Regions from separate parts of the Homo sapiens genome. Here all the other regions are linked to region 1. A link is a contact called in ENCODE Hi-C or POLR2A ChIA-PET data. All regions are on one chromosome and are shown on one strand. The core of a region is the stretch at or near the end of the contact, and the rest is flanking DNA. Distances in the headings are between cores, read along the strand shown.

The links. A loop is a pair of places that touch in the nucleus more often than their neighbours do. ChIA-PET counts read pairs that join two places held with the same protein, here RNA polymerase II (POLR2A). Pooled maps may share reads with other maps.
Region 2: a pooled map shows a loop between it and region 1 (6-fold over the local background). The contact joins the enhancer-like site here to the promoter of LINC02325 in region 1. A Hi-C loop is called at or near these places in 4 of 50 pooled maps. POLR2A ChIA-PET finds 5 or more read pairs at or near these places in 2 of 52 experiments (A673 and CD8-positive, alpha-beta memory T cell).
Region 3: a loop to region 1 is called in a map of natural killer cell, with 5 times the contacts of the local background. The contact joins the enhancer-like site here to the promoter of LINC02325 in region 1. A Hi-C loop is called at or near these places in 4 of 168 maps with a recorded cell type or tissue (CD4-positive, alpha-beta memory T cell, naive thymus-derived CD4-positive, alpha-beta T cell and natural killer cell), 1 of 37 single-sample maps with no recorded cell type and 11 of 50 pooled maps. POLR2A ChIA-PET finds 5 or more read pairs at or near these places in 3 of 52 experiments (H1, activated CD4-positive, alpha-beta memory T cell and activated T-cell).
Region 4: a map of CD8-positive, alpha-beta T cell shows a loop between it and region 1 (12-fold over the local background). The contact joins the enhancer-like site here to the promoter of LINC02325 in region 1. A Hi-C loop is called at or near these places in 7 of 168 maps with a recorded cell type or tissue (CD4-positive, alpha-beta T cell, CD4-positive, alpha-beta memory T cell, CD8-positive, alpha-beta T cell and 2 more) and 10 of 50 pooled maps. POLR2A ChIA-PET finds 5 or more read pairs at or near these places in 11 of 52 experiments (CD4-positive, alpha-beta T cell, CD4-positive, alpha-beta memory T cell, CD8-positive, alpha-beta T cell and 8 more).

The regions. Positions count from the first base shown.
Region 1 is chr14:97,457,470-97,460,169 of GRCh38, forward strand. It overlaps LINC02325 (long intergenic non-protein coding RNA 2325), which reads left to right and starts at 1,347. Exons shown (of 5, transcript NR_110166.1): 1 at 1,347-1,458.
Region 2 is chr14:97,217,368-97,220,067 of GRCh38, forward strand. No RefSeq gene overlaps it. Among named protein-coding and RNA genes, the nearest start is that of LINC02304, 64 kb to the left of the region's middle. Within about 2 kb of position 1,429, at least 2 of the 41 ENCODE cell types and tissues checked have a DNase peak (open chromatin) inside an H3K27ac peak, as active enhancers do; they include A673, where a contact is called at or near this core.
Region 3 is chr14:97,708,376-97,711,075 of GRCh38, forward strand. The region is part of intron 2 of LOC105370651 (a long non-coding RNA gene); the gene reads left to right. Among named protein-coding and RNA genes, the nearest start is that of LINC02291, 23 kb to the left of the region's middle. Within about 2 kb of position 1,381, at least 4 of the 41 ENCODE cell types and tissues checked have a DNase peak (open chromatin) inside an H3K27ac peak, as active enhancers do; they include natural killer cell, where a contact is called at or near this core.
Region 4 is chr14:97,601,577-97,604,276 of GRCh38, forward strand. No RefSeq gene overlaps it. Among named protein-coding and RNA genes, the nearest start is that of LINC02291, 84 kb to the right of the region's middle. Within about 2 kb of position 1,260, at least 6 of the 41 ENCODE cell types and tissues checked have a DNase peak (open chromatin) inside an H3K27ac peak, as active enhancers do; they include CD4-positive, alpha-beta T cell, CD8-positive, alpha-beta T cell and natural killer cell, where a contact is called at or near this core.

The DNA of each region.
Region 1 (2,700 bases), core at 97-2,596:
GCTGGTTCCTTTGACCACCTCATTCTAGGGAAAATAAACAGGGACCCTGGAGCAGTCACTAACAGAGGGGAGCAAGTATCCTCTCTCTGCAGTAGAATCTCTGAAAATTCGGATAACGTTAATTGTGCCACTGTGGTGGCAGTGCAAGAAATTCCTGTTCATCCCGCTGCAATGATGATTAAGGTAACAAACACCCAGTCGGGAAGTCAGGCTCCGGCCCTGGAGAATAGTTGAGGATCGCCTGTAGCATATTGTTCCACTCTGCTGGCATCCTAACTAGACAGCTTTAGTTTTAGCATAAAATCCATATTCCAGACCTTTATGGAGCAGAGAGGCAAACTCCAATGCTGCCGTTGCAAGCATCAAACAGCATTAGAATGAATTAAGGAGATTTAAGACTCTCGATGCTGTCGGGGCTCTTCTCCATCCCCTCTGTTTTCTCCAAGGAGCTGTTTTAAAGGCGTGGGGGGCAAATTGGAAGAAGGGAGTGGGAAAAACGCAAACCAATCACGCTAACCTCGCTCCGGAATCGAAGTCTGACTCTGTACCACGCATGGATTTAATTGGGAGAGAGGTCTTTTAGAGACACTCTGGGTGGGTGCATAGATCAGTCTGGAGTTTCACAGTACGGCTTCTTCCAAGGTCAGAGCATGTGTCCAGGGTCTTCCCCGCTTCCTGGTGGACGGGAAGGCGTCTTCGGTCCGGTGGTTGACAAAAAATCCAAAGAGGGCGTCAGATGTGTGCACTCTGGTGTTTGGAATTTAAGTAAAATCTGTAATTTTCCTCCTGCATTTCCTCAGAGAAATTAGCTATTCTATTCACTGCATAAATTTTCAGGTTTTGCTAGCACGACACTCAGGGTGTTGAATTTTTTATGACAAAAATGCTGTAATAATTGTTGAACAGATGTAAGTGTTGGAGACTCGGCTCTGGCAGACCTCACGAAACCTCGATTAGCAATTTAACCCTGTCCTCCCTCCTGTCCGCACGCCGGGGAAGAGGAGTTGCAGTTTTGAATGGCTTCACTGGGATATGCACAAAGGCAGAGAAAGAGTTTTCTGGAGAGCAGGGGAAGTCCTTTAACGAGCTCTTATGCCCAGCCAGAAAAGGAAGAACTCGGTGCAGCCTAACCCTGAAATTACCACATTACCAAGTTGTCTAGCTGGGTGATTAATAAACTAATTGACACGGGGGACACTTGTCACTGGCGAAGCAGCTCCCTAGCCAAAGCGAGGAGCAACTACATAGCGTCTCCCGGGGAGCTGGGAAGTGACAGTCTACACCCGCTTCCGGGCTCCCCGTGACATAGGCCAGCCGGGCCTCCATTTACACCTCAAAGCAAAGTCACAGAGGGATCCGCCCCTTTCCTGGCTGCCTACACAGAAAGCAGCCATGGGAGACTTGCCGAGGACTTTGTCCACCAAGTGATGAAAGCATGCAAATGCCTCCGAATCAAAGGTAAATCAAAAGAAAATGGCAGCCCGCAAGAGGAGGCGGCGGTGACAGCCCGTCAGCCGTACAGCCACCCGACAGGCCTGGTGGCAGCGTGGAGGCTGCCAAGAGAACCGCCTGAGGAGGCTGCCGCCAAGACAGATGTCACGGCGAGGAGGGCGCGCTTCCGTCGCTTTCGGCGGGGCCTCATGGAGCAGGAAGTGGTACTACATGTGCCACTTAAGAGAATAATAATACTAATAAAACTGGGCGTTGTGAAGGGGGAGAGGTGGGGGAGAAAGGCTGGTTAGAGAGAGAGAGAGAAGAGGGGAAAGGCATGTCACAGTGTTTGGTAAAGGAGGAACTGAATTGATGGCCATCCTGAAGTTTGTGTGTGTGCGCACATGTGCGTCCTTTAGCAGGCTGGCTTTCCCTAGGCGCTTACAGCATCTTGAGAGGCATTGTGCTGGTGGAGACGTGGGGTTCTGGTGACAGCTGTGTCTTTGCAAGAGAGGAGAGGTGACCACAAGGCCACAGAGGTCCTCTAGTTTTTATAGCCCTCTTTTCTGCCTTTCCTGGAAATTGACTTTTGGTTTCCTGCCAAGATTGGGTTGCCCATTATACAAAAAAGCAGACTCCTGCTTGGGGCATTGCAGAGTTGCAGAGATGGAGGGAGACAGAGGCAGGTGAGGAAAGCCTCAATGTCTGATTTTCTCTGTGTCTGCCTCTGTGTTATTTGCGGATGGGTCGTGAGCCCCAGCCCAGCAGCCCACGATATTCGGACCTTAAGTACTGAAAATAACCTACTCCCCTTTTCATGGGTATTTTAAATTAAAATTAATATATAACAGGCCAGGTTTAGTGGTTCACGCCTGTAGTTTTCAGCACTTTGGGAGGCTGAGACAGGAGGATCGCTTGAGCCCAGGAGTCTGAGACCCACATGAGCAACGTGACAAGACCCCATCTTTACAAAAATAAGAAATAAAAAAAATTAGCTAGGCATGTTGGCATGTGCCTGTGGCCCCAGCTACTTTGGAGGTTGAGGTGGGGAAGATCACTCGAACCTAGGAGGTTGAGGCTGCAGTGAGCAGTGATGGCACCACTGCACTCTAGCCTGAATGACAGGGCGAGACCCTGACTCAAAAGAAAAACGTGAGTGTGTATGTGTATAATAATAATTACATATATATATATAGCCATTACAGCAAGAATGTCCAACATAACAGCTCTTATGTGTTTTTTGTATGTCAAGTTTTTCTAAAAATTGCT
Region 2 (2,700 bases), core at 179-2,678, 240 kb before region 1:
ATGAGACAGCAAAAACAACAAAACCAAAAGAAACAAGCGAAAAAAACCACCAAAAACTCAACCACCCCAAAACTAAAAACTGTATATTTTAATCAAAGGTTCAGAAAATCCACTTTCAAATTCCACAGGGATGAGGGTTGGGATTCAGGTATCTCGGCAGAAGGATAGCCAACTGAAAAACCAACCCAAGTGGATGGGAAGAATTGACACAATCTCTCAGATCTGCAGTGGGTTCAGAAGAGGTGCTGCGTTATCTGTAGTGTTCCAGTTCTGCCATTTCCTAGGAGAAGTGCTTGGTGTGGTCACTTACTCTTTCTTGGCCTCAGTTTTTTCCATCTGTAGAATGGGACTGAGAAGAAGAATATCTCTCACAGGTAGGACATTGCGTTTTTGTGCTGCAAACGATTGCATAACTGTCCGGAGAATTGGGTCAATCTCTGGCTTAGTCAAGACCCAACAGTCTTGGTTTAACCGTTTTGTAGTGAGAGGGTTGAATTCTGGCCTCTGATATTTTTCCCAGGGCCTGTGGAGGGAGTCACGAAGGTCAGCCCCTCCGGGCTTCCTGTTCACCGAGGGTCTCTACTTAGACTTTTGGCCGGCTCATCAAATGGGGATATGCCCTCACTGTGCTGACTGAAAGGCAGTGCTTGCCACATGGAACATTGTGTCTTGGGACGTGGTCATCTGCCTGAAATACACAATGCATACTTACTTATTCTAAATCTTTTAATTACTGTCAGTTGCACAATTTTATTTGCTGGCACTATTCGTGTTAGAAGTTTTTTTTTATTCGATTTACCTGTTTGGCATTCTGTCATTAAAGAAAAGTACCAAGAACCTCAAAACAAATCCAAGCTCTTGCGGTTGTATGAATCTATTTGTAAATCAAAGGGGGCTTTTATGTTACGGCAGCAACCGAGCTCACTTTTTTTTTTTTTTTTTTTTTTTTTTTTTAAGCAAAATGCTCCAGGATTGCTGGAAAGTCGCTGTCCTGGTCTGCAGGGCCCGGGGAAACTGAAAGAAGATCCAGAAGGACGCGCCCTAGCTATGGAGGCTTTGGTGGCATCCGAAAGGGGAGGGGGTGGCGACCTGCATTAGGCCCCCTCCTCTCCAAACACCTGCTGCTGGTGATGTCGAGAAAACTCCTTGCCCTTGCAACTCTGAGGCGGAGGGGGAAAGGGGACCGGAAGCCTCAACATTTTCCTGGTTTCCTGGGGGAGGAGGGTCCGAAAGGAAAGGCTGGTGGGGGGGTGGGGGGAAGGGCCCCAGTGACGACTGGATTCGGAATTTTCCTCTCACTTCGTGGTAGTGAAGAATTTAACTACAACAGTAACAACACTAATAATTCTAAAAGCCGTGGGAGGTCAGAGCGGGCGCTGCCCGGCGTCACCCCTGCAGCGTCCGGATCGCTCCGCATAGGCAGGGGTGGTGCCCCCTCCCCGGGGCACAGAAACGCCACATCCCGGGGGCGCCGCCCAGAGGCTGTCTCTGTTTCTGTGTCCCTTCATGAGGCTCTGTCCCACAAAGGCAGCCTGAGCCAGGACCCTAAAGAGGCCTGGTCATCGGGACCGGAGGGAGTTCCGCTTCCCAGGCCGGCTCTGCAAACGCGAGCCTGCGCCAAGGCGCCCTGCGGGTTTGCTGGTGGCATCGAGGGGCAGCGCGGGGCCAGCGCTGGGAGCTCCGAACCCACACGCTCCGGCCAGCTGCCCGGGAAGCGCCCAAGCACACGTCCCGAGTCCCAGATTGGATTAAGTTGCCCAACTACCTACTTTTTCTCTCTTTAAGGAGAAGCCTAATTGGAGAAGATTCGGTTTTCTTCGCCATGGCAGGTCCCTTTCTCCTGACCCGCAGTTGCAGGGGCTGAGGGTAGGCGCAGGTCCGCCCTGGGGTCGAAGCCACCATCGGGCCTCGAGGTTGCCCCCCTAACATCCGGCCTGCACGCCTGGCGGGGGCGCAACAGTGTCTCACGGCTCGGGAGCTCGTTTTTGGCTTCTGAGCAAGGTATTTTTTTCATCTGCCGTGTGTTTAGCTGAATTCAGTATATTTTTCTCGCACTTCTCGCTTTTTTTTTTTTCTTTCTGAATCTGCTCTTCTGCTTTGCGGGCCCCTAATCTCTCCCGAATCTCGGGCGCCCGGCCCGGCCCAGGCGAGCGCTCGCGGTTGGGGACGCGGGTGGGGACGCGGCGGTCTGGGCGCTGCAGGATGCGCCTGGCCGCGGAGGAGACGACCAGGGAGCGGGTCGCCAGATCAAGATCTGCCAGTGCCACTACCTCTGCTTATCTCCAGGGGCAATCATCGGCTGTCTCAGCTTCCTACCTTTCCACCCACTGTCACTGGGGGTCGGGTTCATTTTGGGGTAAAGTGAATTAAGGTCTCCCTCGTTCGTCTGGATCCAGGCGTGGGTGGGGACAGGGGCGAGCTCTTGCCTGCCTCGCCCTGGCAAACATCTCTTGGAGAGAAAAGTCAGTGTCCTGGGTCCCCAGTGCACTCTTCCACCACGCCTAGCTATGGCTCTGTGTGTGTGTGTGTGTGTGTGTGTGCGCACATATATGCATATCTCTACAACCCCGGGGCATCATAAGGCTGTACTCTCTTTATGGAATTCCAGAACTGTGCAGGGCCTCCTGTGATTCCAGGATCCTGCCCTTCCCACTATTCAGCAGTGCCTGCCACCTGCCCGCAAGACCAGGAGGCATAGCC
Region 3 (2,700 bases), core at 131-2,630, 250 kb after region 1:
ACTCTGTCCCCTGGCTGTTTTATTGGTCTCGTGTTGGTCATCCAACCCCAAATAAGCCAATCTAAGGCTTATCTAGGAAATTTTGAGACAGAAACTGGGAAATGGGGTACAGTTTTGTTGAGAAAGTCTGGAAGAGAGAAGGGATATGTGAAGACTTTGGCTGAAGTGTTGGCTACCACATTTCTTATCAAGTAGATATGAAAAACAAAAGGAGAGAGGGGAGGGGGCATGAAAGGATGGTGGGAGGGAAGGAGAGAGAGAGAGAGGGAGAGGAAATAAGGGACATGGACAAAAGCTGAGAGGGCCTGAAAGCACCTGACATGAGGATCTTTTTTCTATCCATTCGTGAAGACTACCAGTGTTCCTTTCTTAAGCTCCCTGTGACGTCTCATTATCTTCAGGATAAACTTCCCTTTTTGCTTCATTTATCTAAGTGGAGTTATCAATGCTGCTTCATTGACCTGACCACCAAAGTTGTACCCTAACAAGTCCTCATTAATCCCCACCCATATGCCACTGGCATGCTGGGCACTGAGAATGCCCAGAACTCAGATCCTGCTCCCAAAGCTTCCTAGTCTAGAGAAGGTGATGCTGTTCAGGGATATTAGTTAGCATATGGGGAAAGGATACTCTACTGGAAGACCTCTAGGAAGAGAAGAGTGAATCTTGAGCTGGGCCAGAGTCTGGAGGCCCCTCCCAGACCTCATGCTTCCACTGCGTCTTAGAGGATGTGTCCACTGTCAGCTCAAAGAATCTGTGCAGACCCAGAGGTGCGAAATAGGAAGGCATGAGTCAGTGAGCATGGCTTGGTTTGGCTGTATGGGGGAATTGATGGATTAAGAACGGGTTAGGGCAGGAAGAGAGGCTGGAAGGGAAGTTAGGGGCAGAGTAGGAAGGACCTTCTAGGCCAGTTTAAAGAGTGTGGGCTGGACCTTGGTAAAGCTTGTTAAGCAGGCCCTCCTGTAGAAGTTGCCAGTGATGGTCGCGTTCCATAGCAGACATTCCTGGAGAAAAGGGAAGTTCACTGTAGAACAGTATAGATATTTTCTATTGCCCTAGCTGGAATGAATATTTGATTTGTAGGTTTTCTAAAAGATTCATCTTGAAAAACTTATATAAATATCCTCTTCCTTCTTCTGCATTTGATAAACCAAAAATCTTCAAATTGAAGGATTCTTTATATTTTTTCAAACAGGTATAAACAGGAGAAAAAGCACTGGGTATAACAACCCACAAAAGGTGATGTAAGAATAAATAAGAAGTGAATAGTAATAGTAGCAGCAACAACCGTGGCTGAGTGTTGAGTGTCCGCCATGAGCCAGGGACAGCGCCAAGGGCTGTGTTCAAGAGAAAGGCACAGTAACAAAACCAACTGATGGGGACTGCGAGGGGAGGGGTGGAGAGAGGCTGCCCGGATGCACATCCTGGCTCTGCCCCTTGCTGACAATGTGGGCTTGCATATGTCACATTAGATGGGGGTGTCTATAATAATTTCCTCATAGGGCTGTCAGGAGGATTCAGTGCAATAATTCAAGTTCAGTGCCGGGGACACTGTTAGTGCTCAGGAAGTGTAAATTATTTGTTCCTTAAAATTAAGAAAAAGAGAAATGATTGATAGATAGATAGATAGGACAGAGATAGCTAGAGAGAGAGAGATAAACATTGATATATTTAAAAATACATCTCTCCATCATATTCCAATGCAACTGCAATTCTACACATTTCTTTCATTGCAAAATTCAGTGTGTTTATATGACATGAAATATCAGTTGTAGACCACCTGAGGGGGAAACCAAGAAGGAGAAAAGCTGACAGTGACTCTTCTTGACTGATATTAAGTCTAAAAATGCTGTGATTTATTGACTATTCTTAGTGAGTACAGATGGCTTTGATAAAATGACTTGTATTTTAGTTTATTACTTCAATGAATATATATTGGATAACATTTGGAAAAATAAAATGAATTTTAAAATGTACTTCTCATGTTAATATTTTAGGTATTTTTCTTCTCATTTCTTTTCATACAGTCATTTTACAAAGGATTGTGAATGCACACACACACACACAATTTTGTACCTTTCAATTCCATTTCATTGTTTGATATTCATTTAAAAACTTTGTATACTTTTGTAATAATATGTCAGATATCTGCATATTATGATTTTATATGGATGATACATGATTTACCTACTCTTTGCATTGGATATTTCTGTTGTTTCCAAATGGTAATGATTTTGAATAGACACATGTTCATACCATTAAGAATAACAGGAGATTGTGGTTAACCTACCCCAGTACATTTACAAACACTCAAACCCAGTCCTGGTATCACCAACATCAAAATTGTATTATATGAAGACAATTTTAGGGACAGCTGCAAACACCATAGCAATCCTTGTTTTTGTCCTCCTGAAGGAAGAGAGTACCTAGGCTCTAAGCCACACATATATAGGTTCAGAATCTGCTACTTTCTAGCTGTAGCCTTGGGCTGCTGCTTGACCTCTCTAAGCATTTCCTTTCTCAGCCATAAAACTATAAAATGTGAGTAATATTGCAACCCTCTCCAGGTGATTGTAAAGATTAAATCACATTCCTTTGATCCCTATGCATTCCAAATCCCACCTACATGATATTCATAGTGCTAATCAGGTGTGAGAGCTGAGTCCAAATCTGATTTCTTTCTGCAGACAGAAAACCTTA
Region 4 (2,700 bases), core at 10-2,509, 140 kb after region 1:
AAGCAGACATATGTGTAGCTGATGATGGGAATTATTCCAACGTTGATGAATATGCTGTCAATGTGGGTAAGAGAGATCACTTGGATCTTAGGCATTTTGAAAGACTTCATGGAGAAATGAAGGTTTAAAAGAGGTCCAAGTTTTGTTGAGGTGAATTTCATCCATGGTGAGGATGAAATTCCAGCTTTGGCAAGGGAGCAGAAAGTGCAGCTTTTAAAGTAGGGAGGGTGGACTTTGAATACATTAGTACCTTAAAAATGGCATTTCAGAGTAATTGGAGTTCGGCCAGTCTAAGAATAGGTAAGCAATAGATGGTACGCCATGTCATGTAAGTCTCCATGTGATACTGTGGTTAATAGTGACCTTGAGTTTGAGCCCTCTGCCAACTTTGTAGCTGTTTGACCTTGGAGGAGTCATTTTATTACCTTGAGCCTCAGTGACTTCTTCCACATGATGGAGATAAGAACTATGCATACCCCACAGTGTTGCTTTGAGGGTTAAATCAAGGAATGCATATAATGTACCTTGAATAGACTGATCGACACTGAATGTTGACCACTGTTTTATGATGTGGTTGAGGTTCCTACTAGGAATGACAGATAGAAAGGACAAGAAATGCCAGGATACACAGGTGTGAGGATCCAAGTGAGACAGGAGGGACATCTTGTTTTGGGAACCAGAGCCTCGGCCAACTGGAGCACTGTGGACCTGAAAAGACAGGGGATGAGAAGAGGATGAGAGGGGGGAGTAGGAGTCAGATCGCGGAAGGCTTTCTGTGCCATGCCAGAAATCTTGAACATGATTTGCAAATGATGAAGGCAATACCTGAAGGGTATTCGGCAGGAGAGTAGCACTCTCATGTGGGGAATGAGTATGATCTGAAATCTAAGCCGTGTGCCTTTGGGGCTGCATCCGCCCAAGTGACCATTTTATTGTTAGAAAGATCCTTCTGGCTGCCTCCTTGTGGAGAGTGGCTTGGAGGGGGCCAGATGGGGACTGATCAGACAGTCATGTGGAAGGCTGCCACTGCTATCCCTGCACAAGTTATGAGAAGGTCCTACACTAGGGTGGGGCCAGGAAGGAATATGAGCAACACAAAAGCGGCATCTCTGACAGGATCTCTCGGGGGTGGCTTAGTCTCAGAGCTTATTTTAAATGCCAAAAGGGAAATGGGAGCGGCATAGGGGGTGGGGTGGTGGGGAGGAAGGAGAGCTCAGATCTTATCTGGACTCTTGGGCTGTCATCGGAGCTGCTCAGAGCAGGTGCTTCAAAGCCTTTGGCTTTCCCCTGCATTCGGGCCCATGTCGGGTACACACACAAAGTGGGCATGCATTATTCAGGTGGCATCACATCCTCTGTGCAGCTCATCAGAGCTTGCTGCTTCGGGCCCTCCTTCCCCAAAAGCCCATTGTTAAGAATTATAAACAAACAGGATGGACGCCTCTACAGTCACTACACTGGTGCTGCCGGCGGGATCTGCAGTCATAACAGGAAATCGTGCACTTGCTGCAGAAAGATTTTTTTCTAAGAGGCAGCATGAATGTCATTGACCTAAATTCTAGTGCCCTAGCCTATACCTGCAGAACTTTTCAGCAAAGAAATGTCAGTGAGAGGCAGATTAAAAGGGTCTCTAACTATTTCTTTCTTTTTGCTTTATGAGTATCCATTGCCATGAATATCTAGTGACCCTGAAACCTACTTCCAACTTTGCAATCAGCTCCCCAAAGGTTGACTTAAAGATACAGATAAAAATGATGAGGGGGTATGGATAGAGCAGAAGGTGCTGGCTTTCTACTAGTGGAGGCTGATGTCATCTGTGCCGCAACCGAGAGTAGTGATAGTGGCACCCAGTCCCACCCTACAGGGACCTGCCCGACTACAGGGCTGAAAGGACAGTGCAAGGGACTTCAATCTTTCAGATCAATTACTAGTTGTTCTAAAGGACTGTGGCAATACAAATTAGGTCAGCATCATTTTCTCCTTTACAGATAAGCTCATCTAGATGCAGTAGCCAAATGAATTGCCCAAGATTTGGAGCTCAGAGAGTTTGCTCAGCTGGCCCCTTTTCCTCTCACTCCAAGAATGCATCATCTTAGCATCTCACTCATTCGTTTATTAATTCACTAACTCGCTAAGTATTTGTAGAGTGCCTACTACATTCATGCATGGCGCTGGATGCTCAAGATGCAGCACTTAATACACTGTAATCCCTGTCTGTAAAATGGTCGTAGTCAAGTAAGAGCAGATAAGTTAGCTACTAGATGGGACACAATGTAAAAAGTGCTGCAACGGAGTTGTTAAGGGATTCCAGAGTAGCCTCCCTTAGCCCAGGCTGGGGTATTCAGAAAAGGCTTCCTGGAAGAGGGGGCATGGATGTTGGTCCATAAAGGGAATAATCTGGATTTAGCAACAGGAAAGAGGAAGAAGGATGTTCTGCCAGAGGCATTTGTAATGTCAGTTGGATTGGAAATAGCAGAGCTCTGGCCAGCAATCATTAATTTCACTTGGGTTAGGGGAAGCGCATACCATTGGGTGTGGCAAGAGCTATTAACAATGGTGGGTAACAAGCTAAACGGATATGAGAGGTGTTGTAACCACTCCATCTAAATAGTTAAATCGAAAGAACAATTCTATAAAGTAGTCACTAGGAATCTCTTTTAAGATTTAGGAAACTGAGGCTTGTAGAGCTGAAGTGACTTG